Linked DNA regions of Mus musculus: all the other regions are linked to region 4. The links are chromatin loops, found by intact Hi-C in ENCODE. Cell type or tissue: heart. All regions are shown on one strand. Links, peaks and the distances in the headings refer to the core of each region. The heading gives the core; the rest is flanking DNA.

Region 1 (4,336 bases), core at 188-4,187, 160 kb before region 4:
GTCTGGGTTCAAGTCTTACCTCTGACATCTGTGTGGCCCAGGGTCAGTCACTTCAATTTCCACGTGTGTAGGATAGGTGTGATTTGAATATGCTTGGCCCAGGGAATGGCACTATTAGGAGGTATGGCCTTGTTGGAGGAGGTGTGGCCTTGTTGAGGAAATGTGTCACTTTGAGGGTGGACATTGAGACCCTCTCTCCTCCTAGCTGCCTGGAAGCCAGTCTTCTGTTTGCCTTTGGAACAAGATGTAGAATTCTCAGCCCCTGCGTCATGCCTGCCTGGATGATGCCATGCTCCTACGTTCATGATAATGGACTGAACCTCCGAACCTGTAAGCCAGCCCCAATGAAATGTTTGCCTTTACAGGAGTTGCTATGGTCATGGTGTCTCTTCATGGCCATGGAAAACCTGGCTAAGACCATAGGTGACTTCAAAATATCATAGCTAAGTTAAAGTGAGATACAGGACATTAAGCTCAAAGGACAGTGGATGACAGAGCAAGTTCTCATTTGACCATTTGACTGGACCCGCCTCCTCTGAGCTGTGGTAGGGAGTTTGGGGGATGTGAGGAGTCACAGAGGAAGGCAAGAGGAGGGTCCTGCTGGGGACGCTGGCTTCTGGGACGTCAGCCCTTGAGGCAGGTTTCTTGGGCTACTTCCAGTTGAGTAATGTAGTCAGGTCCATGTCTTGTGGACTGAGAACTTGGACTGTTTCCTGAGATCCGACAGCAGAGCTAGAGCATCAGGCTAGCCCTCCAGTTTTGTTTCCTCCATTGGGGCTATCCTCATCCATTTGAAGTGCCCATTTCCCTGTCAGGTGAAGCTGGGAAATGGGCACATGGCTAGAGGGACACTCAGCACCTGGGGGACCCAAGCAGTGTGAGTTAGGCAGTGACTGGGTAAGGGGTTTTGGGAATTTTCTCCAGGGAGAGGGAACTGTTTCTAGAACCAGGACACAAAGAGAGGCGAGGGTCATGGAAAGACAGGGATGGGAGGAGTGAATGGCTGCCACTGGGACAGGGTGGGCCTGCTTCTGTTTTGGAATTTGGTGTCGGCCAGCAGCCAACCTCGCAGCTGCCAGCCGCTCTTGGGGAGCTGGCACAACATTGTGACAGAAATTGAAAGCAGGGAAGGGTGCTGGGGTGGGGTGACTCTGCTGGCCCATTCCGCCTTGCCAAGGAAATGCCAGTGTGTTCAAGTCTCACCATGCTGGGCCATCTTGACAGAGGTTCAGTTTTTCAAACCATTCTGGCAGATTCTGTGTCTCAGAAAGTGAAGTAGGACCCGGAGGGTACTAGCTTACTGAGCTGACACCTTCTCTAGCACCATGTGACCTCTGGTACCCCAAGCTGTGGCCTGGCCTGGTATGAGGGACAGTGGGGGCAGCTGACCAGTCTCTCAGCTTTGTTTCTCTGTTCACACCTGTCAAACTGTCCTTGAAAACCAACAGAAAGTCTATCTATTGTTCTTCAGCATGCAAGAAACATAGCCTAGGGCCCCCAATGGAGGAGCTAGAGAAAGTACCCAAGGAACTGAAGGAGCCTGCAAACCTATAGGTGGAACAACAATATGAACTAACCAGTACCCCCCGGAGCTCGTGTCTCTAGCTGCATATGTAGCAGAAGATGGCCTAGTCGGCCATCATTGGGAAGAGAGGCCCCTTGGTCTTGCAAACTTTATATGCCCCAGTACAGGGGAACGCCAGGGCCAAGAAGAGGGAGTGGGTGGGTAGGGGAGCAGGGCTGGGGGAGGGTATAGGGAACTTTAGGGATAGCATTGGAAATGTAAATAAAGAAATTATCTAATAAAAAGAAAAGAAAAGAAAAGAAAAGAAAAGAAAAGAAAAGAAACATAGCCTATTTTGTTTATGCTAATTGGCTGTCCCAGGCCTCCCAGCCACCAGGGGGCAGTGTGAGAACCAGAAGTGGCTTTTTTAAAAAGGTGCTAACCTGCTCTGTTTAGCATACCTCCCAGAGACTACTGAGCTTCCCAGTAGGGCCTCATGTTAGTCTATTAGGTCTGTTCTCTCCCCTCCTGCTCTGACTATGTGGGGGAAGCCTACCTGCTTTCACCAGGGCTCTGTCTTGAAGTTGCCACAAAGCCACCTTGAGATCTGTCTTAGTAACATCAGCAAGAGGCCCAGGTATCAAGTCACGATCTCAATTCCCATTTGATGCCATGTTCTCTCCTATGAGTTTCTAAATATACATTCTCCCATCCCCTTCAGATATGCTGAAGCTTCCGTGGCTGTGCAGGATCCACTTGGCATAACTTCTACCCTTGACTGTAGGACCATCTGTGACTCAAATCAACATGAATGGGAACCACCAGCCAGCTGAGCGATGGTGAGACTTTTCCTCAAATTGACCCCCTTTCTCAGTGACAGCCCTCAAGAACAGCATGGGGACCATGGATTAAGGTCTCTTGTAGTCCAGGACTATTGGAGAGAAGTAGAGAAAACACAAGATGTAGCAATGTGTGTTGCCCACCTTGCTGTAGAGAGCTGATCAAACATGTAGTCATGGCTAGAGTGTAGCTCAGTGGTAGAGTGCTTGCCCGGCCCATGTAAAGGCCTGGGTTCCATGCCCAGCACTACCCAAACACACAAAGCCACTCCACTTTCTCCATCCTGTTAGGAACCGGATCGTGGGATAAATCTCTTTAATTTGACAGAGAGGTTAAGCAACTTTTACAAGAGTACACAGCTAAGATGGAGCAGCTCGGGGTTATAGGCCAGTTCTTGGGCCCTTCTGAACAATGTGGTGGCTTCTGGTCTTCCTATCACCTTCCTTGGAGAAAGCACAGTGCCCTGTGCAGCCAGAGAGACACAAGCCTATATAGAGAAAGCAAGCCAGAGTCTGCAAGACAAAATGTTCGGATGGGTGCCAGGGGCCGCTGGGGCTGCTGCATGATTTTGAGGCCAGATTTCTTGCCACCCGTTCAGCGTCAGTCTCAGACTGCTGTAAGCCAGGTTTATAAATAGCTGGGGATATAAATGTTGGGCAGGGAGCACAGAATCTGGCTTGCTCCTGGGCTGGGAAGCACAGAGCAAGGGTGGGAAGTGGTAGCTAGTCTGAACAGGGCTATGGCTTGTTAGAAAGATCTGTCTTCTCCACCAGCAGTTAGAGATTTGGATGGCAAATTATCTCAGGATGGAAGATATCCTAAGCTACCAAGGAACCTTGGGATTCAGACCCACCTTGCTCTGGGTACTCAGGAGCCCTAGACTCCACCCCAGATGTGTAGACTGAATGTTACTGGGCATTGGGCACATCCTGATGCCATCACTGAGATGGGGCTAGGTGTGTGGTTCAGAAATAGACTGCTTACAGTGTGCAGAAAGCCCTGGACTTTATCTCCTATGCAACAAAAATCACTAAAAATGTAAAAGGGCAGACCCTTCCCCAGGAGTTCTCACACAGGGAAGCATGATGAGGTCACATGGAACACTGTCCTTGTTACATGTGACCCCCTGTGCTTTGGCAGTCAGCATCCACCAGAGCATGGGCACAGTGGCCACGACTTCCTGGGCATCTTCTGTTTCTGTGTCAGCACAGCACCAGCACCAGCAGCACCATCAGGGCAGGGCCATCACTGTCTCCTGACAACTGCTGTGGTGTGGCATCTTAGCTTGTTTAGGGGTGCTTGTTTGTTTTGAAACAGGGTCTCTTGTAGTCCAGACTGGCCCTGAATTCAGTATGGAGATGAGACTGGCCCTGAACCTCTGTACCCCTGCCTCCACCTCCCAAGTGCTAGGATTGTAGGCATATGTAACCATGCCTGGCTTATTCTTGTGCTTCCTAGACTAAATTTTATATTCACAATGTGAGGGAGAAATCCTTATCTCCACTTTTCAAATGGGAAATGGAGGCAGGCAGATACTGAGTTACTTCCCCAGGGGCTGGAGAGATGGCTCATCTGTTAAGAGCACTGGTTGTTCCTCCAGAGGACCTGGGTAGAGTTCCCAGCAGCCACATGTGAGGTTCACAACCATCTATAACTCCAGTTCTAGGGGATTCAGTGTCGTCTTCTGGACTCTGCAGGCACCAGGCATGCAAACGGTACACAGATACACATGCAGGTAAAAGCACATTTATAAATAAAATTTAAGTAAAAAAGAATTACTTGCCCAAAGTCATATGGCTACTTAGTGGTAAACAGGAATTTGTTTGATTGTTTTATTTTAAATTTGTGTATGTGTGTATGTGTGTTTGTGTATGTGTTGTGTTGTGTGTGTTTGTGTGTGTGTGTGTATGTGTGGCCTGGTGTGTTGTGTGTGTTTGTGTGTGTAATGTGTAGTATGTGTTTGGGGGGGCTCTGGTATGGTGTGTGTGTTTA
Region 2 (4,336 bases), core at 93-4,092, 82 kb before region 4:
TTGCTAGGAAGTAGGGTGCGGGAAGGGATTCTTCTTGTGACACCTGCAAACATCCAGGTGCAGAACTTTGATCTAGTGAAATAGGACACGGGATACAACACAGATACAGAGCCCCTGGTGGCTTATCCATCTGGCCAGGTCATGCCAGGCTGGGTGGGGACCATCCTAGGACAAATTCGAGATGCTGTCATCGGAGGCCTGGTTTTCATGGGCATGTGGTCTCCTGTGGGTGACCTCATTTCAGGAGCAACCCCCAGGTCATCGTCCCAGGAGGAGGAGAGCCCCATCATTGGCATCATGGGAACACCTCCCAGGGAGGACCAGAGAGACTGGGAGGAAGTGGGACCGGGGTGGCTGCAGGAGGAGGAGCAAGGACAGGCTGGGGGTGTCTTGTCCGCTGTGGGCCTGCTAGCCATCCATACCTTTCACCTTGCCTTTTATCTTTCCCACTCTCGGATGGAGTGTGTCTCTGTCACAGACGGAGTGCCATGGGTAAGTTAGGTATGGAAGGAGTCACAGTAAAACCCAGCATGTCACTCTGTCAGGCTGTTGCTCCTTAGTTCCAGGATCCCATTTTTTTTCTGTCTTGTTCTTCAGAAGTGACCTTGAAATACCTGAAACCCAGTGAAATGTGCTCTTGCTTTGCCCTTCTAACGATGCCGGTTTCCCCTTGCAAGTTGGATTTAAATAACTCTTCCTTCTGTGTTGTCATGTGCTTAAAGAACAGCATCATAAAAAAAAAATCCCAACCCTAAACTTTAATTAAGGGGTATGTCAAGGAGGGAGGGGACTCGGGGAGGAAATAATGGGCCCCGCATGAGTGCAGTCGCACTGGTGACACTCGCTAGCAGAGCTGAAGGATTTGCCTGCTGCTGGGAAGCAGAAGCAAGACAGACTCAGCTCAGCTCAGCTCAGCTCAGCTCAGCTCAGCTCAGCTCAGCTCAGCTCAGCTCAGTGGGCTTCTGTTGTCCAGCTTATTCCCCTTAAGAGACCCATGGCTATGTGGTCTGCAGGTCATTCACTCTGTCTGCTTCTGTGTCTGGAGAGAACGTTAGGGGTCCTGAGGCCCTTTGGTTGTGTCCCATCTTCCTGGAACAGTTGTCATCCACATGGACTCTGTGTGTGTGTGTGTGTGTGTGTGTGTGTGTGTGTGTGTGTGTGTGAGAGAGAGAGAGAGAGAGAAAGAGAGAGAGAGAGAGAGAGAGAGAGAGTGCCAGCCAGCATGCCACAGAGTAGGTGTGGAGATCAGAGGACTTTCCAGGATCAAATTCAGGTTTCAGGCTCCATGGCAAGTACCTTTCCCCACTGAGCCATTTTGCCAGCCCCGACATGGGACTTCGATGGCTGCTGTGGTTTGGAGCAGAGGCCCCTCCCTGGACATGCTAGGGATCTATGTCTGACAGGGAGCGAGGAAAGTAGAGGAAGGATAAGGGGGAGAAAGCTCAGTTAATAAGTTGTTTGATGTCTGGGCACAAAGACCCAAGTTCCATCTCCAGTACCCACAAAAAAAAAAAAAAAAAAAAAAAAAGCTGGGTGTGGTAGATGGCTGTTCCCATCTCAGTATTGGAGAGGCAGAGACAGGAGGATCCCTCCACTCACAGACCAGCAAACTTAGCTTACTTGGCAGGCTCCAGACAGTGAGAAACTTGTCTTAAAGACATGGTGGATGCCCCCCCTCAGACCCCACTCCCCGAGCAAGGACACCTAAGGTTGACCATCTGGCCCCTACACGCCCCCACTTGAATACACACTCAGACACAAATGCACAAATCCAGAGAGCTTGAGGAGCAGTGAGGGAGGCCATCTAAGGAGTTTAAGCAAAAGACTTGAACTTGAGGGCAAAGCTACCGCGCAGATTTTGTGCAAGGACTGTGTAGTAGTTCCTGCAGTGGGGGTGTGGGGTCCCAGCGGTGTGCGGAGCCTGGCAATCGAAGCCAGTGGCTTTCTGGGCATGGGAAGGAACAGCAGGTGGCAGTAACTGGGAAGCTTGAAGTCTATCCTAGTCATAAAAAGTGAAAGAGACAACTTACCCACTGTCACATGCCTGGCCAATGTCCTTAAATGGACGAGGGGACTGAGCCCCGCTGTTTCTGACTCCAGCAGAGCTCATGTTTTCCTGGAGACAGCTGAGGAACTGATATCGGCATTCCAGAGACATGAAAGAACAGGTCTTTTAATTTACATTCAAAAGTAATAACAAGAGGAAGAGGTTTCTGGCACTTGTACAGCTTAAAAAAAAAAATCCTTGACGGAGCCGTTTTCTGAGTCGGGTTGGCAGCCCCGTCTGAGCCCTGATGGCCATGTCTGAACCATTGGGTGGTGTCACAGGCCCTCCAGGAAACTGATTTTGGACCCTGGCCTCTGACTCAGTGCGGTCTGCTGGGTGACTCCCTGTGCCCGGTAGGCGGCTGTGTCCCTGCCCAGCCCATAAGCAGGTGCCCCAGGTGATCCCATTCCCGCCCAGCAGCCCAAGTGAGAGGCTGATAAGATATCTCAGTGGGCATAGCCGGGTAAGTCGGGCAGCTGGGGTGGGGGCGAGGGTGGGGCAGATGAGCAGCCATTGGACGGAGGCCCCGGTGTTCAGAGCGGGAATGATTTGTGCACAAGGCTGAGGTTTTTACCTGCGGAGCCTGGGAAAGGCATCTGAGAAGTTGGGTGTCTCTTAGAAACCGTGTCTGCCCGGAAATGTATGTTTCAGTCAGAGGGGACATGGTGGGGCAAGGAGTGCCATGTGCAGTAACTGTCTCACTTCCTTGTCCCCCTGCCCACTCCATGCCCTTCTTGCCAGAATGCCTTTGTGTGACACTCTGCCTGTGTCTGTGGATTTCTGCAGGAATAAGAAATAAGAGTAGTGGGTAGCCTGGCCCAGGACTCCAGGGTTATCGGGGTACCTGCTCCCATGATGCCTTAGACCTAGCTCTTAGTCTCCCTGTGACACAGTCCTCTCATGAGCCTTGGTACGTGCATATGGGCCACCAGAGGGAGGCCTGGTGATCTTTTCCAGTGTTTCTTCTAGTTTCAAAATCCTGAGAACAGTGTCATCTGGTGAGCTGTCCCCACTCAGTAACACATGACTGCCAACCGGGTATTTCAGTCACTGAGTCCGGGGCACAGGGTGAAGCCTCAGTGGAACCAGAGTTCATGTCAGTCCACAGTTGGGTGGCACTGACCAGGCACAGATATTTGCTTCAAAGCTGGGGGTCAGGGGGAATTGTTAGGGTTGTATGAATGGGTGTGTGTGTGTGTGTGTGTGTGTGTGTGTGTGTGTGTGTGTGGTGTGTTTGGATGTCAGCCATAGGTGTTGTTGCTCAGGAACCAGCCACCCTTTCTGTTGATGTAGGTCTCTAAGTGGGACCTGGGCCTTGCTGATTTGGCTAGACTGGCTGACCAGCAAGCCCCAAGGATTTTCCTGTCTACCTTTCTAAAGCTGGGGTTACAAGCATTCGCCACCAATGTACCTGACTTTTCACCTGGGTGCTATGGTCTGGACTTAGGTCCAAATTCGGGAATGTGGGCACTTTACAGACTGAGCTATCCCTCCAGCCTCTGGATTTTTATTTTTTCTTTGAGGCAGGGTTTCTCTGTGTAGCCTTGATTGTCCTGGAACTCACTCTGTAGAGCAGACTGGCCTTGAACTTTTTTATTCTTCCTCTTCCTTCTCCTCTTTTCTGCTTCTTCATATCCCTCTTTCCTTCTCTCTTCTTTCTTTTCTTCCTTCTTTCCTTCCTTCTTCCCTTCCCTTCCCTTCCCTTCCCTTCCCTTCCCTTCCCTTCCCTTCCCTTCCCTTCCCTTCCCTTCCCTTCCCTTCCCTTCTTCTCCCCTTCCCTTCCCTTCTTCTCCCCTTCCCTTCCCTTCTTCTCCCCTTCCCTCCTTCTCCCCTTCCCTTCCCTTCTTCTCCCCTTCCCTTCCCTTCCCTTCTTCTCCCCTTCCCTTCCCTTCCCTTCCCTTCCCTTCCCTTCCCTTCCCTTCCCTTCCCTTCCCTTCCCTTCCCTTCCCTTCCCTTCTTCTCCCCTTCCCTCCCCTCCCCTCCCCTTCTCTTCCCTTCCCTCCCCTCCCCTCCCCTCCTTCTCCCCTTCCTCCCCCTCCCTCTTTCTTTCTTTCTTTCTTTCTTTCTTTCTTTCTTTCTTTCTTTCTTTCTTTCTTTCTTTCTTTCTTTCTTTCAAACCCAGGGCCTTGGGCATGCTAGGAAAGTGTTCTAAAACTGTGCAACACCTCTCTGTAGCTTAGGCTGGTCTAGAAATCATGACCTTACTGTTTTAGGCTCCTAAGTACCAGGGTACAGATGTGTGACACTCAGACAGCTATTCTTGATGTTGTGTAATATCTCAGTGTAGCA
Region 3 (4,336 bases), core at 101-4,100, 270 kb before region 4:
GTGGAGCACTTGCCTGGCAAGCCTGAGGCTCTGGGTTCAGTTCCCCAGCATCAGCCAAAGAATAAACAAATACACACGAACCAGAAAACAACAGAATTAAGTTAACCCCTGAGATGTTAACTTACAAACTGTATTTGCTTCTTGGTTTCAGACAGGCTTGCAGTCCATGCATATTTATATGTAGACCTTTCTAATTTGAGCTTGGCAGAATGGCTCTTCCAATGGTAAGTGTCAAGAGAAAGAACTGTAGTTCTCTCTCAACAAGGAGGTGACCCATAACACACACACACCATCACCATTCACAAGGGCATCCTTGGGAAGGGCTTCAGGAAGCAGTCAAGAAGACCAAGAAATTAAGCTTAAAGGAGATGGGGACTCAGATGTGGATGCCCATACGAGGCTCAACAAATCTGTTTGTAGCAAAGGAATGAGGTGCTTGTCCACAAAGCACAATGAGGATGTGTCACCAAACAAGCTCTGCTTGTGTGACCTATGTCCCTGTTATTATGTTCAAAAATAGACAGACAGGCTGGAGAGATGGCTCAGTGGTTGAGAGTGCTTGCTGATCTTAACAAGGACTCGGGTTCAGCTTCCAGCAGCCATGTTGGGTAAAACTGTGGTTCCAAGGAACCCAGCACCTTCTTTTGGCTTCCAAGGGCGACTAAAATTACATTGTGCACACAGACAAGCAGATGTGTGCGCGCGTGCGCGCGCACACACACACACACAAGAAAAAATGGGGCTGGAGAGATGGCTCAGAGGTTAAGAGCACTGACTGCACTTCCAAAGGTTCTGAGTTCAAATCCCAGCAACCACATGGTGTCTCACAACAATCCATAACAACATCTGACACCCTCTTCTGGTGTGTCTGAAGACAGCTACAGTGTACTTAGATGTAATAATAAATAAATCTTTAAAAAAAAATTAATCCCAGCACTCGGGAGGCAGACGCAGGCGGATTTCTGAGTTCAGAATCCTGGTCTACAAAGTGAGTTCAGGACAGCCAGAGCTATGCAGAGAAACCCTGTCTCGAAAAACCAAAACCAACCAACCAAACAAACAAAAAACCAAAAAAAAAATTTTTTTAAAAAATTTATAGACAGTCAATGAGGATGAGAACTAACTGTTGAATGTCAAAATTATAAAAATGAAAAATAATAAGCAAATAAGATAAATATCAATTAAGAACATCATATTATTTGTCCAGTGTAATAACAAATGCCTTTAATCCCAGCTCTTGGGAGGCAGAGGCAGGCAGATCTCTGTGAGTTCAAGGCCATCCTGGTCTTCAGAGCAAGTTCTGGAACAGCTGGGGATATAAAGTGAAACCCTGTTTTGAAAAAAAAAAAAAAAAAAAAAAACAGAAACAGGCTGGAGAGATGGCTCAGCAGTTGAGCAGTTGAGAGCACTGTCTACTCTTCCGAAGGTCCTGAGTTCAAATCCCAGCAACCACATGGTGGCTCACAACCATCCATAATGAGATCTGATGCCCTTTTCTGGAGTGTCCGAAGACAGCTACAGTGTACTTAAATATAGTAAATAAATCTAAAAAGAAAAAAACAACAAAAACAAAACAAATAAAAAAACCCAAAACTCCCGATCACAACCCTCTGACCCCACATGTACATGCAGTGAGCGTGCCTTCTCGCATGAGTGCACACACATCAATCAAATGAAAAGCTCTGAAGATATCTCTACTCTGCAGTATTATGTGGTCAGCCAAGACTCAGCTGTTTACATAAGCACTTTTAACCACTAAGACAGCTCTCCAGCACTCCCAGCTCCCTCCTTCCCTCCTTCCTTCCCCCTCTCCCCACTGCCAACATTTCTTCCTATCCACCTTTCCTCCCTCCCTCTCTCCCTCTTTCCTTTCGTGTGTGTATGTGTGTGTGTGTGTGTGTTTGTGCGTGTGTGGGGCCCAGCACTAACCCAGCATAAGCAAGGCCTGTCTTCAACCTCTAGGACCACAAAACAACCTCTTCTGAACAAACCCTGAACCACCCTTTCCTCATCCCTAAAAAGAGAGATTTAGACCCCCCTGGTCCATAAACCTCAACTCTAAAATTCTGACTTTGGGCCTGGAGGTAGCTCAGTTGTAGTGAGCTTACTGGCTTGCTGGGGTTTGATTCCCCAGTAGCACAGAAAGTCAGGCATGATGACACAAACCTATAATCCCAGAACTTGGGAGACCAAGAAGAGGATCAGAAAGCTCATGTCATTCTTTTTGTTTGTTTGTTTTGTTTTGTTTTTCGAGACAGGGTTTCTCTGTATAGCCCTGGCTGTCCTGGAACTCACTCTGTAGACCAGGCTGGCCTCGAACTCAGAAATCCGCCTGCCTCTGCCTCCCAAGTGCTGGGATTAAAGGCATGTGCCACCACACCCGGCTGGCTCATGTCATTCTTAGCTACACAGTTTAAGGCTAGTCAAGAGGTACAGGAGATCCTGTCTAAGAAAAAAATTAAACAAATAAATAAAATTCTGAATTTGCAGGTTACTTTGAAAAAACAAAAAACAAAACAAAACCACCACCACCAACAACAACAAAACAAACAAACAAACAAACAAACCACTCAGGCAGTGCAATACCAAACATTGCCAGCAGAGGTCAGGAGAAGTCCCTTAAAGCTCAGATCAACTTTCTTCCTGATATGTAGTATTCTGGGGCTGTTTTTCCTGTTCCTTTGCTTAGCCTTGTACTGTGTGCTTTTTACCTTATTTGTCAAACATAAAACCTTTACTCCCCTGATGGGCGAAGGAAATTGCTTGGTAGCAGGTGACATGTGGGGTGGTTTTATACTCAGGGTGAGTGTAAATAAAGAGACTTAACACAGCAGACAGAGTCTTGTCTACCAAACCTTTTTGTTGGTTTTTACATTTTAAGGCAGGTTCTCCCTATGGAAGGAGCCCAGGCTTGTCTGGAAAGGGTGATCCTCCTGGTTCAGCCTCCTTAGTACTGGGATTAAAACAGCCCCATGCCCCACCTGTTTTTGTTTTGTGGGGACAGGGTCTCACTAAGTAGCTCTAACTGTACTGGAACTTGCTACGAACCAGGCTGGCCTTGAACTCACAGAATCTGCCTGCCTCTGCCTTCCCAGTAGTTACAGGTGGCTCCAGGTGTTGAGAACTGAACTCAGGTACTCTGTAAGAGTAGCAAATACTCTTAACCTCTGAGCTATCTCTACAGCTCCCAATTTACCATTTAAAAAAATATTTACCTCAGCAAAATTCTTCTCAAGCTGGGGTATAGCTAATATTTCTCTCTCTCCCATTTTCATTTTAAAAAGTTTGAAAGGCTATATGTGATGGTGATGGTTTGCAGTGGAGTCCCAACACTTTGGGGCTAAAACAGGAAGGTAACTACATATTTATGATTAGCCTGGGGTGCATATTGAATATCATGCCAAGCAGAGCTACAGCCAGGCAGTGGTGGCACAGGCCTTTAATCCCAGCACTCGGGAGGCAGAGGCAGGCGGATTTCTGAGTTAGAGGCCAGCCTGGTCTACAAAGTGAGTTCCAGGACATCCAGGGCTATACAGAGAAACTCTGTCTTGAAAAACCAAAACAAACAAACAAAACAAAAAAAAAAAGGAAGAAAGAAAAGAAAAAAGAAAAGACCCTGTCTCTAGAGGGAAAACAAGTATTGCTATTGATAATGGCACAGACATAGAAAGGAAACACCTCTCCACTATTTAAAAGAACAAGACAGGGGCCGGAGAGATGCTCAGAGGACCAAGGTTTGATTCTTAGCACTCACATGGTGGCTCACAACCATCTGTAGCTCCAGTTTCAGGGGATCTGGAGCCCCCTTCTGTCCTTTGTGGGGATCAGGCATGGATGTGTTGCGTTGTACAAACATGCATTCAGGCAAAACATCCACACACATAAGATAAATCTTATATTAAAAAAAAAAAACCCAACACGATAAAACAGATGGTTCATGCCCGTAATTCCAGCACTGGAGAAGATCAGGAATTTGACCCCGTTTCAAAAAATAAAACAGAGAGAGAAAGAAAGAGAGAGAGACAGAGAGAGAGAGAGAGACAGAGAGAGACAGAGACAGAGGACCACGGTAGGAGCCAGCCATCAGTTCTGCTGTTGTACTGAGTTGCCTACTCCTCAGAAGATTGTTCATCTCAGGGATTCACTTTTGACCTCTCAGTGTGTTTTGTCTAGCCACTTTTTCTGGTTTATGTCAACTTGACACAGAGAAGAGGGGGCCTTCAGAAATGTCTCTATATTGCCGGGTGTGGTGGCGCACGCCTTTAATCCCAGCACTTGGGAGGCAGAGGCAGGCGGATCTCTGAGTTCAAGGCCAGCCTGGTCTACAGAGTGAGTT
Region 4 (4,336 bases), core at 67-4,066:
GCAATGTACACAGAGCCTGGCTTCTTAGGATGACCCGGGATGCCAGCCTGGGCTTGGCGTAGTTTCTGCCCGGCATCATCCTCTCTCAGAGCTGATGTCTGAACTTGAGAGTGTCGTGATAGGCAGCAGGGAGCAAGAAACCTACAGTGCATCTGTTGCATACCCAGTTCTGTGCCTGGGTCTAGCTACGCAAAGACGATCTCACATCCCTTCCTGTGCCACCCAGAGACCATAGGGAATTAAAATAAGGTGGTCACCACTGAGCAGGTGAGGATTCCGGGCCCTGGGGCAACCCTGGAGGAGCAGAGCTGAGCCCAGCTGCCCTCAGAAGCTATGCTCAGATCCCGGTTGCCCCGGAACTGCTGGAAGAGGCCAGGATTGCATTCCTGTCTTACCATTGGTTCTGGTCAGCCACACTGGGCTGCCCTGTCTCCAGGGTGCAGAGCAAGGCCCACTTACCTACATGGCACTTAGCTGTCACCTTGGCAAGAGATGTCAAACCTCAGTCCTGGGCTTATCTGGTCTTTAGTCCTAATGGGAAATGCTGCACAGTGATGTTCCTGTTTGTTGTAGCCCACAGGATCCAGATCAGTCCCATCACTGGTTCCTAGAATTCTAAGCCCAGAAAGACAAGAGTACCACCACACCCCTCAACCCTTCACCTGGCTAATGAGACCGACACTAACCCTATATACAGCCAGCAGCTGGCCAAGCAGCCTCTGGCCCATTGGGGACTTTGGGACTTCTCTTGGGGGTGGCAAGGGGTAGGACTCTTCCGTCCCTTGTTCTTGTGCCTTCCTTAATATGCATGTGGCTGGATTGCTCCTAACAGTGCAGTGAAGTTTGTGCCCTGCGTACCACCCCACCCTCTGGTTTAACACAGCCACAGCCCCTGGATTCACTTCCTTTCCTGTTGCTCTGCCTTTACTCTCTGAACAAGTTCTGTTTGCTAAACCATCTAGTTTGGGTTTTCCACAGAAGGGCCAGTTTGAAAAGCAAGGGACACACACACAAAAAAAAGTCTTTTTTATTATATTGATCGGACCCTTTCCACTAACACAGATGACCCATAAAGGAGATGGGTTTCCTTCATCCCTTATGCAGAAGTGTCACCTTCTCCATGATCATAGTGGACTCACAGACAGATCCCTAGGGAACTGAGAAGGCTTGAACCCCTCCCACCACCTACCTGTCCTGTGCTGTCCAGGATCCTCATAGCTGTCCTGCACAGGAAAGCCTGGGCAAGCTCATATATCTCCCTTGTTCAATAAGGCACTGAGGGGTTAACTGCCTCCTCAGTCCCCAGAGCCTTAGCATGGAGTAGAGCCGAGGTTGGACTCTCCTAGAGTTCCAACTTCTTGCAAGGCCAAGGCAGGAGAATGGGGCCCATGTGTTTGAAACCAGCCCAAGCAAGATAGCAAGCATCTCAAAAACATAAGCAAGTGGTATGTCATGGTTCTAAGTCTGGAATCACAGCACTTAGCCCGATCCAGAACTCAGGCAGTGAGGTTAAGCTGTTTCCGGGCGGGGCCAGACTGAAGGGAACGAGGCTTTTCTGCACACACCATTGAACCTTGTCAAAGCCACTGATCTCCCTACTCTACCTGAGCCTCCTGACTCAAGGACATCTTTCTAGAATAAACCTGGTCCGAGCTTTTCCCCCATGCGCACTGGCCAGGGCTGTGCGGCTAGGGAACCACCGAGCTGGTGTGCTGCCGCCCCATCTCTAGTGCAGCATCACCACTCGGGGCTATCCACGCCCCGACTCTCTCCTAATTTGGGTCTCTTTCCTGGATGGCTCCACCTTTTCTCACCAGAGCCCCTGGGGCAGAGCCGCCTAAGCCAATAACCAGTGCCTGCTCCCCCCAAGCCCACGCCCCCCCTCCTCCCGCGCTGCCTGTGCACTGTGTGACTCACCTCCTCTTCTGTTTAAAGCTGCCTACTTCATTCATCATAGACAGCAGTTTATCTTCCCAGGTGAGTCTTCTGCGTGGGTCCACTAACTGCCCCTTGCTGGGACCCTCTCCTTCCCGCCGGGTGCCTTCTCCCCACACGTTTGAGTCCACTGCAGCTAGGCAAGAGGTTGCGAAGTCCTGGAGGTGTGGACCTTCATGTGGGCAGTACCTTGCTGGATGGGACTCTGGAGTCTGTCCATCCTCCCTAGTCTTTTACAGGGAACTGGTTCAGGGTCACACTGCTGTGAAGTGATAAGAGACAGATAAGAAAGCAGAACTCACACATTTGCAGAATGAGGGAGAGGAACTGCTTGCTGATGGTGCCTGGTGAATAATGAACAAGGCAAAGCCAATTAGGGAGAGTCTTACAGGCATTGGCATCTGTCAGCTGGCTTTGCCTTTCCCAGCCTTAACACACAGCGCCCCCTGCTGGCCGTCACTGGAACTACCTTCTCACTGCAGAAAGTTTGAAGAAAAAAAACTTTCATTCAATAAGGCATGGATTGATTCCCTCCTACAAAAAAAAAAAATCTATTTTTGCACACCTGTGCATTTGGCCATACTTCTTCACCTTCTGTCTGTATAGGATCAATGCTTTTCTCCTCCCGCTGGAAATACAGTATTTCCACACAGTGGGCTTTAGCTGACTCTAATAGTCTTTTTTTTCCTCTGGTTTGCCAAGACTGGAAGACTCAGTATTTGGGTATTCCAGGCCTTTCTATCTCCCAGATCAGCTCCATTCAGGAACTGAGTTGGAGCATTTGGCAACCCTTATCCCTGTAACGCTACTTGGGTGTGATCGCCAGCTGTCACAGCTTGGGAGATCCGCCCCTTTTGTATGATCCCCTACCTCCCAAGAGCCTTCCTAGTTACCATCTCTAGGCTATGTATACTAGTGTTCCTCCCCAACCGAGGAGCCACAGTGCTTTTTCCTGAATGGCCTGTTTTGTCCTGAAGGTGGGCGTAGAGCCCCATATACCAGTTGTAACAGGGACAGGTAGGAACAGACTGCACAATGTACTCTTAGCTTCCAAGAGCAGGTGTGAGGCTTCCCAGACGTCCGCCCACACCCCCACTTCCTACACTTCATCTAAGGCATGTGTAGCTTCTGGAATGTTCTGAGCACGTGTGGACATGCTGGCCTGGTAGTCTAGAGGCCATTATAGCGGTAGCCGGAGAGGCTGGAGATGTTTCTGAGGCCCGTGGACTCCCAACACTGACCAGGATGTCAGGCACATGTGTGCGTGCCCCGTTAAGAAGGCCCACAGCTTCTGTCAGAGTTTGGTTCCGCGGGCTGAGAAGGAAGGTTTTTGTCCGGGCAGGGGAGGGACTACTGACAGCTTGAGCAGTTTCTACTAACTGATCCTCTTTGTTGAAAGAGGGGAGCACTGACCCCTACCACCACTCTTCATGTAGCACTTCGCCTCCACTTTTGAGGGGACCATCTATTTCTGGTGCCCTAGAGGCGGGTCTTTATGCTACAACTAGACTACCTAGGGTCAGGGGTCAGCCTCAGCTGCCTGGCCTGGAGCCTCCTGGTACACAGACTGAATTCCCTCATCTTACCCAGAGCTATGGCACTAGCCACCCAATTGGGTGACCCGCAGCTATATACCGGATGTCGGTATCACAGGTGTTATCAGGTGCCATAGAGCTGCCGGCTCTGCCACTAGCTAGGCAAAGGGGGTCCCTACTTTAAAAAGTGACAGCTAGCCCTGCTTCCTACCAGAGGTAGTAGTGTTAGCTTTTGTCACTTGCAGAATCATTTGGGCCCAGGGCATTGGTATTAATTATTGGGGTCTCTCTAGAGTCACTCACGTGGAGCCTCTGCCAGGGGCAGCGATGTAGACCAAAGGCTGTAGACTGAGTCTGTGGCAGCTTACAGAACGCAGTAAGCTCCTGGTGGAAGTGGCCTGAGGAGCAGCGGCAGCTCAGGAGAGAGGGGGTGCCCTGGTGTGCCGGTCTTTGGGGATGAAGGCAAGCTCTCTCTCACTCTGCTCCTGTTCTTTTTTCCTACAGACATTTCAGCCTGTTCTCAGGCAGCCCCGCTGTCCAGCACAGCCGACAGTACACGGTATGAACCCTCCCCAGCCATCTCCCAACCCACCCCTAAATTTCTGACCCTCTGAGCCTGGGAGTCAATCGCCTCCTGGCAGAACAGTGAGCCCTGAGTGGGGCTGGGTATACAACGGCAGCAGGCTTGTGGCCCTCGAGGGAACGGAGGTGAACAGAGACTAAACATAACCCCTGCCTCTGGATCCCCTCTCCATTAGGTTTCCTTGAGCACTTGGCTCCGGGTCGCTCAGTTCTCAGCCAGTGAAGTAGGTCTCCCAGAGGGTGCAACCACTCTGAGGGGTTAGATGACACGAGTTAACATAGCA
Region 5 (4,336 bases), core at 134-4,133, 370 kb before region 4:
AGTGGGCTAATGCTCACGGAATTCACTGGTCTTACCATGTTCCCTACCTCCTGAAGCAGCTAACTTGACAGAATGGTGTGAATAGCCTTTGGAAGACATAGTTACAATGGATATCGGTGACAGAACCCTGGAAGACTGGGGCAGGGTTCTCCAGAAAGCAGTATGTGCTTCAGCATCTAATATATGGTTCAGTTTCTCCCTAGCCAGGATTCAGGAATCCAGGGATCAAGGGATAGAAATGGAAATGGTTCCACTCACTATCACCCCTACAGTCCTACAGGAAAAACTTTTACTTTCTGATACCACAACCTTAAGTCTGCTGGCCTACTAGCTTGTGTTCCAGAAGGGGGGAGAACTTTTCTGCCCAAGGCATAACATACATTCCATTGAACTGGAAGCTTAAACTTCTTCCTGAAAACTTTGGGCTCCTGGTGCCCTTTAGAGTCAACAGACATCATCATCATCATCACAACAACAACAGTGTTAGGAGGGGTGGCCCCTCTAGACTTCCAGCGGCTAACTGGATTGCTCTGAAGGCCATGTCTTGAGTACAGCAGATCCTTTAGGGCATCTCTTGATGCTACTTCTTCTGTATTCCAACATATCCTGAACACCAGTAGCTTTCTAAGACTTCTCTAGGACTCCAGCATAATATTAGGACCGCTGGGACATCCAGTCTGGTTCTTGGCCCTTCTGTCAGGAGACAGCCATTGCTGGACTATCTGGGCCACACCTATAGGTTACTCTAATAAATCCCCTTTTGGGTGTGTATAAAGTCTATTTTTTTCTTTCTTAACAAAAATTGTATTTACTCATATTTCTATTCATTACTTTATTATTTTTGTTCTTTTGACAATTTCATACATATATGTAGCCTATTTCTGACTCCTGTCAAACTTCTCCCTCTTATTTCACTATTACCTCTATGACTCCCTAGAATCCTATTCACACATTACATTTTTGTACTCAGTGATGCACTGAGTTTAATTAGGGTCACCTGTGTGACCAGGGGTCTGCTACTATTCATCAGAGAACGATAGGCTGATCAGGTGGTACACAAAAGATAACATTGTTTGCTCTCCCCCAACCCAAATCCATTAGTAGTTCATAGTTCAGCAAGGAAGGGGAGGACCAAATGGACCCTTCTCAGATATATGAAGACTGTAGATGGGACCAGTCTTGTATAGGTCCATTGCTGCTGCTGCTGCTGCTGCTGCTGTGAGATCATGATTTTCATTGGCTGTGTCACGGCCACATGACAGTACTTTGCAGCTCTTCTCATTAGCTTCCAGCTCTTCTACTCTTCCCACTCCTCATTCTACACTGCTCCCTGAGCCTCAGAGAGGTAGCCTGAATGTTTTGTTTTTTTTTTTTTTTTTTTTGAGGGCTGAGCACTTGCCCACTACTTACTCTCAGTATCTTCAGCAGCCATGTGACTCTAAATTTTCCTTATTCATTATACTTTTCAAAGTAGTGTTTAACTCACGAACATAAACCTAAGTATTTTAAAGGCAGCTTGGCGCTTTATCAATTTAACTAAACAACAACAGTAAGTTCCCTTCCAGGGTCAAAGACCTCAGGCATAGGAAGTTAACTAGGTTCACAGTTCCAGGCATGGACTCCCTCTTGGGGAACAGGCTTCAAAACCAAGCACAGAGCATCTGGTTGTTTCCGTATGGTTGTGCCACTACTGCAATGAGTACATCTTGCCTACAAGTTGGTATTATGGGTGGCAGAGATCTCTGCGGTGCGATCCTCATTAATGCCTTTCTCCTCCAGTCTCCCACATACAACTTCTGCACTGTGAAAACTAGCCAGCAGGGGGAGCTCCCACCTCAGTTCTGCTGTGAAACAAGACATGTTGCCTCAGCACTGGGGAAATTGGACTTTTGCTCCCCATCTGAATTCCTTTTGTTGCTCTCTCTTGACTTACTGCCCTAGGTAAGATTTGGCATACTAAACTAAGTTCTAAAAGAGAACTGGAAACTTTTAGGTTGTTTGTTTTTGTTTTGCTGTTGTTTTTGATGCAGTGTTTCAATATATGGTTTTAGCTGGCCTGGAACTAGATCAAACTAGGCTTAAACCAAAGAGATCCACCTGCTTCTGCCTTCTGAGTACTGGCATTAAAAGTCTGCACCACACAAAGTCTGAACCTTAATCTCATTCTAGATTTTGGAGGAACTTCTCCTATTTTCCCCTCAATTAGTATAATGTTGGCTATGGGTTTTATTCATATGCATCCTTTTTTATGTTTTGGTGCATTCATTTATGCCCGCTGAGCTTTTATTATAAAGGAATGCTGAACTTCTGAAGCAAGGGCCTTTTCTGATCACCTGTGATTACCGGGTAATTTCTGCTCGTAAACCTACATGCTGGTTTACTCTATGGTTTATTCTATGTTGTGTTAAACCAACACTGCATCCCTGGAAGGAAACCACAGTGTTCTGGAGTTTTGCTTCTGGAGTTCTGTTGAGAATTCAAGTTTTCTTTTTGTTGCGTATTTATCACTGTACTGCTGGCTTCACAGAATGGTAGTACTCCTTCCTTTGCTATTTTTCTGTAAAGGAAATTTTTGTTTGACTTCGGCAGTGGATTCCATCTGCTCTTGCATTCTTTGTTGGGAGATCTTTTATTACTACTTGAATTGCCTTATAGCTGCTTCAATGTCTTTGATTGCTATGCATCTATTGAGGCTGTTAATACCATACTGACTCAGTTTTGATAGACCTAAGAATTTACCCATTTTTTTTCTAGGTTTACCAACTATTTAGAATATACCCTCCTTCTCTGCACTTCACTAGGACCTGTAGTTAACTCAGCTTGTTCATCTCTAATTTGATGGAGTCTTGACAAGCCAGGACTTGCCAATCCTGCTGAACTTTCCAGGAGCCGACTCTCTGTTTCCCTCTACACAGTTCTTTCATCCTTCAGTTCACTGATTTCTGCTCTGACCATCGTTACTTCCAGCTGTCCCCTGCTGCTGAATCTGGATTGTTCTTGCTTTTCTAAGACCTTGAGGTTATCATTAGGTTATCTGGGATATTTCTGACTTTTTAAATAGTAGACACTCATGTCTATAAACTTTTTTCTCTTAAAACTGACTTTCAAAGAATTCAAGATTCCATGAACACATGTAAAATTTGTGTACTAAATTAAAGGCAAAAAAGAAAAAAGTTTTCTGTCACTGTATTGCTTTTGTTTTTGTTTCTTTGAGATTGGGTCTCTCTACAGAAACCTGGCTGTTCTGGAGCTCTGTAGACCAGGCTGGTCTCAAACTCACAAGATCTGCCTGCTCCTGCTCCCAAGTGCTGGAATTAAAGGTGTATATAACTACATCCAGCTTAATAGCATGTTTTGTAATATTAAGTATTTTGAAAACTGTATTACACAACTATTAAAACTTCTCATAGCTTACATAACTCAAGCTCAGTCTCTCAGGTCAGAAATTAAGCCACTGTTTGAGATTTTCACTCCGTCCTTTGATGTGGAGGGAGTTGTTCGTTTGTTACTTTTCTGGAGACCAGGGCTTCCTCTATAGCCCATCATGACACTGAACTCACTACATAGCTCAAACTGGTCTTGAACTCTCCTTCCTCATCTGCCCATGTGCTGGGATTACAGGCATACACTACTCCAGCAGCTCAAGGCCATGTTCTTCAAGCACCTGGACAACCAAACAAATTGATTCTGCGACCTAGAGTCACTTAAGGGATCAAATTCTAAAAGGATAACATTCTCCTTATTAAAAGCAAAACTTGTAGCTCAAGAAAACTTCCCAGGCTGGAGAGATGGCTCGGTTAAGAGATGGTTAAGAGCACTAGCTGCTCTTCCAGAGGTCCTGAGTTCAATTCCCACCAAGCACATAATGGCTCACAACCTTCTGTAATGTGATTCCATGTCCTTTTCTGGAATGCAGGTCTCTATGCAGTTAGAGCACTCATATACATAAAATAACTTTTTAAAAAATCTTTAAAAAAAAAAAGGAAAGAGAGGGAGGGAGGGAGGGAGAGAGGGAAAGGGAAGGGAAGGGAAGGAAGGGAAGGGAGGAAGGAAAAAGAAAAAAGAAAACTTCCTACTGCCAAGATTTTAAATATCCATATTCTCAGATGAACATGACAGTAAAGACCCTTCTTGATCCCAGAACTCAGGGGGCAGAGGCAGGTGGATCCCTGAGTTCAAGGCTAGCCTGATCTACAAAAATGAGTTCCAGGAAAACCAGGGATAAACAGAGAGACCCTGTCTCAAAAAATAAAATTCATGTTCTGCTGTATTATTTTCAAATGCCCAAAATCCAGTCAAGCACATACATTTCTGGCCATTTCACAAGAACATGCAC
Region 6 (4,336 bases), core at 179-4,178, 180 kb before region 4:
ACTTAATTTTAATTAAAAGAGACAGTTACGGTTGCCAGATAGAATGAAGTTCCAGGCTGTTCTCCTGGAAGTTCCTGAAGTGGCACATTAAAGCCCAGCTCTCTCTCAACCCTGCTGCTCTCCTCCCTGAAGAGGCAGGCCTTGAGCACTTCTGCTGCCAACTATGCAGGCTATGCAGCGTCTATGCAGGCCAGCTCCTAAGGATCACTCTCTGCAGAGTTCCAATGTCCAGTTGTTTAGGGCTGGGAATTCATTTGTTCAGGATGGAATCAGAAGATTGGGATATGCTGTGAAGACAGTTTGAGACTGAAATCCCTTCTGGCTGACACTGAAACCCCCTGAACTCAGCTCAGACAAGAGCTCTGAAGCCCAGCAGAGGAAAAAGCATAAAGATCTGTGTGGACTCGGAATATGCATACTGGGTACTGTGTGCACAGGGGGCCATCTGGGGAAGGGAGGGGACTGGTGACAGCCTCAGGGACGCCTATCAAAATCCTAAGGAGATCTGGACTGATTAGATGCAGCTCTGTTCCCTGAGTCATCGTGGCCCCGCACTGCTGAGACCACCAGAGGGGAGAAGATCCCACAATGCTCTCTTGTCCCATGGGAAACTTACCATTAGTGTTCAGGAGACACTTGGTAGACTCACCCACGTGACAGGGTTGTGGGCTGGAATGAGTAGGACAAGACAGACAAGACAGATGTCTTCTGGGAGAATCATCACCTAAGGGACTGGAGGACTCTAGGCACCCCTTTGGCAGGCCCAGACATGTTCATATGTGAAAATAATTTCTGCTCTTCTCTTTCCAGTGGGATATTTCCTGGTGGGTCCATTACTTCTTCTCCAATTGCCCACTGGCCATGACTCTCTAGCAGACCCAGTTCCACTGGTGACTGTCTCAATTCTGGCTCAAAGGAACAACAGAGGAAAGGCCCTCCAGGAAGTAGAGACCTACTGAGGGAACTCAACACACACACCTGAGACATGAGGGGCAACTCGAGTGGGCCACCTTGGAAGGTCACATGGAAAGCCCTTCTTGTCTGAGATAGAACATAAAGTTATCTTATTTTTTCAGGACAAAGGGATGACTACTTAACGAAGGAACATTCAGGACTTAAGGAACGGACAACTGGTTTGGAACAGACTTTCCAACTTCAAATTGTGGGCCTGCTGTCAGACATCTTAATCCAGATGGGACCAGAGCTATTTTGAGGTCGAAGGCCAACTCTCCTAAATCCCCGGGCAAGGACTACAGAGATCTTTACTACTGAGGGAACACTTTCCTTCTGGAAAATAGACTCCATAGCTGGAAATAGCACGACCCATGTTTACACTGCCCATGTTCCCTGGCGAGTGTTGGGGTGTTCTTACAGTTTGTGTCTTATGCTAAGGGCCTTACAGGAGTTCTCAGGAAGTCTAGCTAAGGTTTTTAGGAAGTTCAATGGATGTGGGAAAGATGATATGGGCGCCCTGGGCTGTCCTCTGTCCCATTCTCTTCCAACAACCCAAGGTTCAGCCCGTCCCACCCCTATTGCCTCCCTCGGAGGGTTCCCTTGCTGGTCCAGGGTGCAGAGGGTACTGAAGGCTGTCCTGGGCCCACATTCCTCTCACTTCCCGCCATTGTCCCTAGTTCCTGTATCCTTATCTCGACACTCTCCCCAGGCCGCCCCCAGCTGCGAAGAGTGGTGACTCATTTCCTTTCTTTCTAGTGACTTAATCCTGCCCCAGCAGTGACATGCCCTTCTGGCATCGCTGGGACTCGGAGCGTGGCACGGCTCTCCGGGGCCGGCAGGGGGCGCCAAAGCCTGCAGTGTGAGGGAACGGCCACAATCTGGGCTGGGAAATCCAAGACCTGAGGTGTATGGGACAGGGACAGTGCATTGCACATCCTGCCCAGAGGGGCTAGGAAATCACAGCTCCGCACTGCAAGGAATAATTTCATCTTCTACTCCGGCCTCTTCCTCCTGTGGTGTTCCCAACACTGTTTGCAGACACATTTCCTAAATAGTGATCACTGTGGGTCCTGCAACAGGGTTGTTCCAGAAATACTAGCCTGGGCCCTCACCAGGAAGAAGAGGATCCCACAGTTATAGATGGCCTACCTGACCCACGCCGGCCCTCTAGGCTCCCCTTTTCCTTCCCTCCCAGGTTCCAGAGAACAACAGACTTGCCTCGGTCTGGAAATCTCAGCTATTTCCCAAGAGCCACCCCGGGAGTATGAAGTAACAATAAGGCCACACAGTAGGTTTCAAGCCACACTGATCCCGTGGTTGGACTCCTCACCTCCCTGCACTCCACGAATTATGAATACAAAAGACTTGTCCTGGTATCTGAGGCAGCCAGAAAGACTTGGAAAACGAAGGGGACACAGGAAAGGGAAACCAGCCCTTCATTGAAGACTCTAAAGAACAGGAAGGAGCGGTGCAACCCTTTAATCCCAGGCAGAGGCAGTCCGAACTCTGTGAGTTCGAGTCCAGCCTGATCTACACAGTGAGTTCCAGGATAGTCAAGGCTACACAGAGAAACCCTGTCTCAAAAAAAAAAACAAACAAACAAACAAAAAAAAACCCCCACAGCAACCAATAGTTGGATGAGGTAAAAAATTCCAGGACGATTTACAACATGTGTTCCCATAGAGATTTTTTTTAATATTAGCATTTAATTAACCCCCTGGGTGGCTTCAAGCCACCAGAGCACAGGTACCTCCAACATCCTTTATCTTCTCTTCAGCTCTTCTGCCGAGGAATTTGGCCTTCATGATGACAGCTGCCTAGGGAGCTTTCCCTTTCCTAGAACAAGTTGCCGGATTGATTGGACACCACATACGGGAGCAGCTGCTGTCTTGTTTGTTTGTTTGTTTTGTAGCATTGACCCATGTCTGCTCACTGACCAGCACCCACAATTTATCCAGGTTGGCGATTGGGCAGAAGCTATGAAACTTCTTGAAGTGGTCATGCCTCACACCAACTTTCCCAAAGTACCCTGGATGATGATATTTGTCAAAGTTGATCCTGTGGTGATTCGTGCCTCCAGCATCATCTGGGTGCTCGTGGTGCTTACATATGGGACCCTGACCGCTGTGGCTCACGTGGCTCCGGAATGTTTCCTGGTCTTCCTCAGGATGGCATGGCCGCAGAAGAAAGGAAAGATCGTAAAACAATGTGCATGTATATATATATATGTGCATATATATATATGTATATATATACACAAATATATGTATGTGTACACACACACACACACACACACACACATCTTAGTCAAGGTTTCTATTCCTGCACAAACATCATGACCAAGAAGCAAGTTGGGGAGGAGAGGGTTTATTCGGCTTACACTTCCATACTGCTGTTCATCTCCAAGGAAGTCAGGACTGGAACTCAAGCAGGTCAGGAAGCAGGAGCTGATGCAGAGGCCATGTTCCTTACTGGCCTGCTTCCCCTGGCTTGCTCATAGTGTTTCTTATAGAACCCAAGACACAATGGGCCCTCCCCTCCCCCCCATCACTAATTGAGAAAATGCCTTACAGCTGGATCTCATGGAGGCATTTCCTCAAGGGAGGCTCCTTTCCCTGTGATAACTCCAGCTTGTGTCAAGATGACACCCCAAACCAGCCAGTACTATATATATGTGTGTGTGTGTGTGCGTGTGTGTGTGTGTGTATATATATATATATATATATATATATATATATATATATATATAGTGGTGTGGAGCTGGGGCTGCTGACGTGATTCCACACAAGTTGGTTGCTGTGAGTCCTCCCCACTCATCTGAAAGTTGGGTGTCAGAGCAGTCTAGGTCAGAGTCAGTGTGAGGGACAAATGAGCTCAGCCATGGAAGGTGCTGCTAGTGGTGCCTGCACCCCTGAACATGCAACAGTTGCCCCTCAGAACTTGGGCTCCGTGAAGACAGGGCTCTATGTGTCTTCTGTGCATGGCCATATCTACGACATCTTCAGCAGAGTCAGAATTCAGTAAGTGTTTGTTGAGTGAATGCCTGAGCGTTAGCTGCTGCCACAACTGCCGAAGTTGATTTCACTCTAGATTTTAGGCCTGTCAGACTGGAGGGAAGATGCTCCAGAGTTCATTACCTAGGATACCGAAGTGGTGTGGATGGTGTTTTACTTAGGGATTCTATTACTGTGATTAAACACCACTGCCAAAGCAACTGGGGAGAGGGGTGACTTAGTTACTGTTCTGTTGCTGTGAGGAAACACTATGACCAAGCCATAGAAAAGAAAGTGTTTAACTGGGGCTTGATTCCAGTTTCAGAGGGTTAGTCCATGTTTGCCATGGTGGGAAGCAGGGCAGCAGGCAGCAGGCAGGCAGGCAGGCA
Region 7 (4,336 bases), core at 106-4,105, 120 kb before region 4:
GTCTCTCATTCTAGGATGAAGGAGCCCTCCCCTTGACTGTGACACTGTTCAAGCTTGAAAACCACCATTGCAGTTTTATTTCAAGGTAGTTGCTTCTCGTATACAGGGTCTGGAGTGGGGCTGTGGTAACAGAAAGGGCTGGGAACATGTAAGTACACCAGAGGGGTCTTGTTCACAGAGTGGGGATTGTTGTATCTTCATAATCCTTTGAGACAGGGTCCCACTAGATAGGTTAGGTCGGTCTCAAGTAAAGAATTCTCCTGCCTCAGCCTGTAAAGTGCTGGGATTAATGTGAGCTCCCACACCTACCTGTATCAGTAATTCTTTTTTTTTTTTTTTTTTAAAGATTTATTTATTTACTTATTATATGTAAGTACACTGTAGCTGTCTTCAGAAACCCCAGAAGAGGGCATCAGATTTCATTACGGATGGTTGTGAGCCACCATGTGGTTGCTGGGATTTGAACTCGGGACCTTCGGAAGAGCAGTCGGAGCTCTTAACCACTGAGCCATCTCGCCAGCCCCAGTAATTCTTTTTGTTTAGCTCTGTTCGATTAATTTTGTTTTATGGGTCTGAGTGTTTTGCCTGCATGCATGTATGTGTAGCCATGTGACTACTTGGTGCTCACAGAGGTTAGAAGGCATCAGAATCCCTAGAACTGGAGTTACAAATGGCTGTGATCCATCACACGGATGCAGGGCACAGAACTCCTCATCCTTTGCAGGAGCGAGCGCTCCTAACTGCTGAGCTATCTGTCTAACCCAACACTGTTTTTGAGGCAAGACCTCACTATATATGTAGCCCAAGCTGGTCTTGAATTCACTATTTGACCAGATTGGTCTTGAACTCACAGAGATCCTCCTGCCTCTGCCTCTGGAGTGCTGGGATTAAAAGTGTGTACACTTGACTTCAGTTTTTACTTCTTTTTTCGAGACAGGGTTTCTCTGTGTAGCCCTGGCTGTCTTGGAACTTGCTCTGTAGACCAGGCTGGCCTGGAACTCACAGAGATTCTCCTGCCTCTGCTTCCAGAGTGCCACTGCCACCTGGCTCATTTTCACTTCATTTTTATTGCTAGAACATGTGAGGTGGACTGATGGGAGAGGAGAATGAGCAGGTGTGGTAAAGCTTAAATTAGGGCAGACTGGGAAACACCACTGCTAAGACCACTGACTGCTGAGGCTCAGGGTCTCATCTAGATAGTGTGAAGTTAGAAAGGAGCTAGCATGTATACTTGATCGCACATGCCAGCAGTTAATATGGGTGCTGTTAGAAACATAACTTTTTTAAAGAAACCCTCTAGACTAGATGGCTATGACTACCCTATTTGATGTGAAGGGGAAACTTGGGCACTCAGAGGAAAGCTATTTGTCCAAGTTCACATACTGGGTAGACCCAGGTTCTCTCTGGCTCGAAACTCTTAGAACTGTTCAACAAATTAATATTTTGCCCATGTGGCATCTACAGGGTATGGGGGGCACTAAATTTATTTTGTTGAGTAAATAGAACACAGAAGAAAGTCCTTTCTCCTTGCCTGCACAGTAACTTTGGTGTGACAATTCAGGGTCAAGCTCTATGTGAACACAAACACAGCCTCGTCGGGTGTTGTGAGATTTTGATGAAGGTGGGTGTTTCTTTTTCTTTTCTTTTGATAGTGTTGGGGAATCAAACCTAGGGCTTTGTGTTTGCCTGGCAAATGTTCTGCCGCTGAGCTACACTTTTAGCGCATTCCCATACATGGTAACCCCTAAACTCATACAAAAATTTTAGGACCCTCAATATCCTACAAGACAGGGGTTATCTGGGTCTGAGCCATCAGCCCCTTCCCCACCCCATTCGCCAGTCTCGGAAAGCTACTGATGTGTGTGCGCTTGCGTGTGTGAGAAGGGTGTAGTAGTGGGAGATGGGGGTAAAGGAATCAAACTCCCTAGACCACGACGCGCACGAATTGGAGCAGGCGCAGAGCAGCCCCTTCTAGACGTCAGGCGGGGCCGAAGTGCGGGCGGGGCCCCGAGGGCGCGGGCCAGAAAGCAGATGCGATGCGCGGACTACAAGTCCCAGAATGCGTCGCGGCCCCGATCCGGCCCCCGCTGTCGCTTAAAGGCTCCAACAACCACAGCCGTCGGGTAGTGGAGGCTTTCGCTTTGCCGCCGCGTCTGGGCGGGAGGAGGAGCGGACTGGGCAGCAGGCTTTCGGGACTGCAGGCTTAGGCGGCGCCAAGGGGCGCTCCTAGTGCAGCCTTCCTGGCTCGGGGCTTTCCTGCCGAGGCGCCCGTGTCCCCGGGCTCCTCGCCTCGGCCCCCAGCGGCCCCGATGCCGAGGCATGGATAGAGCGGCGTTGCGCGCGGCAGCGATGGGCGAGAAAAAGGAGGGCGGCGGCGGGGGCGCCGCGGCGGACGGGGGCGCAGGGGCCGCCGTCAGCCGGGCGCTGCAGCAGTGCGGCCAGCTGCAGAAGCTCATCGATATCTCCATCGGCAGTCTGCGCGGGCTGCGCACCAAGTGCTCAGTGTCTAACGACCTCACACAGCAGGAGATCCGGACCCTAGAGGTAAGGGGCCGTTGCGCCCCACGTCCGGACCCGGCGGTGGCCCGGGAGCCGCCCCACTGCTTTCCTTCCCGAGTTGCATCCTGCAGCGGGGTTGCTGGCTGGAGTCTTCCTCCCTTTCCCGAGCTCTCTGATGCGGCAGCGTGAGGACCTACGACCAGCTCTCACTTTGGAAGAATTTAGGGGAGGGGGGTGTTAGCGTGGAACTGGATCGAGTCTCGAAGACCAGCGTGCCGAGTAGGATGCACAGGGCACCCCACTGCAAACCCCTTTCCGCCTTCACCCTATTTCCAGTGCCCACAGTAGTCATTGTCCCACTGAATCACGCGCCGGTCTTTTCTCCGTGTGCTTTAAGTCCGGTAGCGTGGGCTGGGGCGATGTGGGGGACGTCCCTTGAAGTGTGAGCGTCGATCGATCGGTGGCACTGACTTTCCCCTCACTCCCCACTCTCCTTGTTGTCCGTTTCTTTCCTTTCCACCAGGTCTCTGCCGCTTTTCAAAAAGTGTTTGCTGAAACAGCATTTTTGCTGTTCAGGCGTTGGGGTGCTTGTCTTTGGAGATGTCACAGCGGTTCACTGCTTAAAATGAAATTACCCTTTGACTTCCCTACTCCACCCCAAACACTGAGCTTTGGCCTAGGAAGGATTATACTGGGGAAGGGAACCTTTGGTAAGAACAGGCTACTTAAGGGGGTTGCTGACAGAGATAACCTGGAGTGCAATGAGGAAACAAGATGTGTGAGCTCTCTTCTCTCAAATTATACAGTTGGGAAGTGCAGCATTAAAACGATTTGGAAGAACCAGCCAGAAAGGTGGTTGGCATTTCAGAAGGGGACGCTCCCCCACCCCCTTACACATTGGGGGGGAAACTAGTGCCTTCCCAACTTGCTTTTGCCCAGAGACTGGAAGACCTTTGAAAGTGAAGGGGTTATTTAGTAACTCTTTCCCTAAGAAGGGCCTTTCCCTGGCATTGCCACATTTGGTTTCTGTAGGTCTGAGGATGTCTTGTTAGATACATAATACCCTTTCTCTCTCCTCTCTCTCTCTCTCTCTCTCTCTCTCTCTCTCTCACACACACACACACACACACACACACACAATTGCTAATTGCATCTGCCAGCTGTCCTAGAGCCAGCTGATGATTGCTGTAATTATTACAAGACCAGCCCTCCCTCCTCTCGCACCACAAGCCTGAATCCTTGTTTGATCCAAAATGCTCAGGGTGACTCTCCCTTAGTTGTATTTTCATAAAAGCCATGAAGCCAGGGACATTGGGAGACTCCAAACAGTGCTGGCTATTATTATTGTTTTTTTGTTACAGTTGCTATAGCAGGACTGACCTGGGGTTTGCCTTAAAAACAAACCAACAAAACCCTGCACTGGGAGTCTCTGCATGTGGATTTCTTGAACACAGCTGAGTGTGTGTGTCCAGCAAAGTTCACTTTTTAGGCTGATACAATAGGAGGCCTGTGTGTCATAGTTCTGGGCTCGTTGTCCTGCCATGTATATCTGTTGAGTTGCTATGTTGTTGGGCTGTTGAATGTTCTGGGTTGGCCTTTGTAGTTCCTCCCCAGGTCCCTTTGAGGTGCTCCTGGGTCCCTGGTTGTATGTAGAATGGCTTATTCTTTATTCTCTGCAAATTCTCTTTGTCCTCTGAGATTGCACATCTTGACAAAGTTGTGACATCAGATACCCCAGAGTCTCCAGCTGTTCAGGCCTCTGAGCTGGTTAGGCAGTAGCCTCCCTACTGGGTGCATTTTGAGGTCATCTCTTGTGGCTTCTGAAGGCCCAAGGGCC

Evidence for each region. A loop is a pair of places that touch in the nucleus more often than their neighbours do. Peaks named below come from ENCODE experiments on the same cell type or tissue, not always from the same donor. Only the 100,000 strongest peaks of a DNase experiment are listed, where the experiment ranks them.
Region 1: a loop joins it to region 4, with 5 times the contacts of the local background. A loop is called at or near these places in 6 of 42 quality-filtered maps.
Region 2: a loop joins it to region 4, with 3 times the contacts of the local background. A loop is called at or near these places in 11 of 42 quality-filtered maps.
Region 3: it touches region 4 in a loop (4-fold over the local background); 27 of 42 quality-filtered maps call a loop at or near these places.
Region 5: a loop joins it to region 4, with 2.2 times the contacts of the local background. A loop is called at or near these places in 9 of 42 quality-filtered maps.
Region 6: it touches region 4 in a loop (8-fold over the local background); 41 of 42 quality-filtered maps call a loop at or near these places.
Region 7: it touches region 4 in a loop (4-fold over the local background); 13 of 42 quality-filtered maps call a loop at or near these places.

Annotation. Positions count from the first base shown.
Region 1 is chr11:79,190,005-79,194,340 of GRCm38, reverse strand. It overlaps Gm30413 (a long non-coding RNA gene), which reads left to right and starts at 1,983. Exons shown (of 4, transcript XR_388876.3): 1 at 1,983-2,141; 2 at 2,226-2,343. In heart, for the core only: a CTCF peak has its summit at 1,890 (motif pointing right); a DNase peak (open chromatin) is centred at 2,910; H3K27ac peaks cover 1,007 bases.
Region 2 is chr11:79,110,763-79,115,098 of GRCm38, reverse strand. The region is part of intron 1 of Ksr1 (kinase suppressor of ras 1); the gene reads left to right. Among named protein-coding and RNA genes, the nearest start is that of Ksr1, 34 kb to the left of the region's middle. In heart, for the core only: CTCF peaks have their summits at 1,956 (motif pointing right) and 2,959 (motif pointing right); DNase peaks (open chromatin) are centred at 2,248, 2,408 and 2,977; H3K27ac peaks cover 1,765 bases.
Region 3 is chr11:79,294,675-79,299,010 of GRCm38, reverse strand. No RefSeq gene overlaps it. Among named protein-coding and RNA genes, the nearest start is that of Gm30561, 8.7 kb to the left of the region's middle. In heart, for the core only: no CTCF peak of the experiment used is centred there; no DNase peak of the experiment used is centred there.
Region 4 is chr11:79,028,722-79,033,057 of GRCm38, reverse strand. It overlaps Ksr1 (kinase suppressor of ras 1), which reads left to right. Exons shown (of 19, transcript NM_013571.3): 11 at 3,975-4,029. Gm11201 (predicted gene 11201) reads right to left here. Exons shown (of 6, transcript NR_045873.1): 4 at 2,325-2,411; 5 at 1,918-2,197; 6 at 1-615. Among named protein-coding and RNA genes, the nearest start is that of Gm11201, 7.3 kb to the right of the region's middle. In heart, for the core only: a CTCF peak has its summit at 2,390 (motif pointing left); DNase peaks (open chromatin) are centred at 1,507 and 2,177; H3K27ac peaks cover 1,445 bases.
Region 5 is chr11:79,396,028-79,400,363 of GRCm38, reverse strand. All of the region lies in intron 5 of Nf1 (neurofibromin 1), which reads right to left. Among named protein-coding and RNA genes, the nearest start is that of Nf1, 58 kb to the right of the region's middle. In heart, for the core only: no CTCF peak of the experiment used is centred there; a DNase peak (open chromatin) is centred at 1,813.
Region 6 is chr11:79,211,589-79,215,924 of GRCm38, reverse strand. No RefSeq gene overlaps it. Among named protein-coding and RNA genes, the nearest start is that of Gm30470, 11 kb to the left of the region's middle. In heart, for the core only: no CTCF peak of the experiment used is centred there; a DNase peak (open chromatin) is centred at 1,714; H3K27ac peaks cover 2,208 bases.
Region 7 is chr11:79,144,263-79,148,598 of GRCm38, reverse strand. It overlaps Ksr1 (kinase suppressor of ras 1), which reads left to right and starts at 2,126. Exons shown (of 19, transcript NM_013571.3): 1 at 2,126-2,544. The coding sequence starts at 2,320. In heart, for the core only: a CTCF peak has its summit at 2,210; DNase peaks (open chromatin) are centred at 2,118 and 3,708; H3K4me3 peaks cover 2,621 bases; H3K27ac peaks cover 2,470 bases.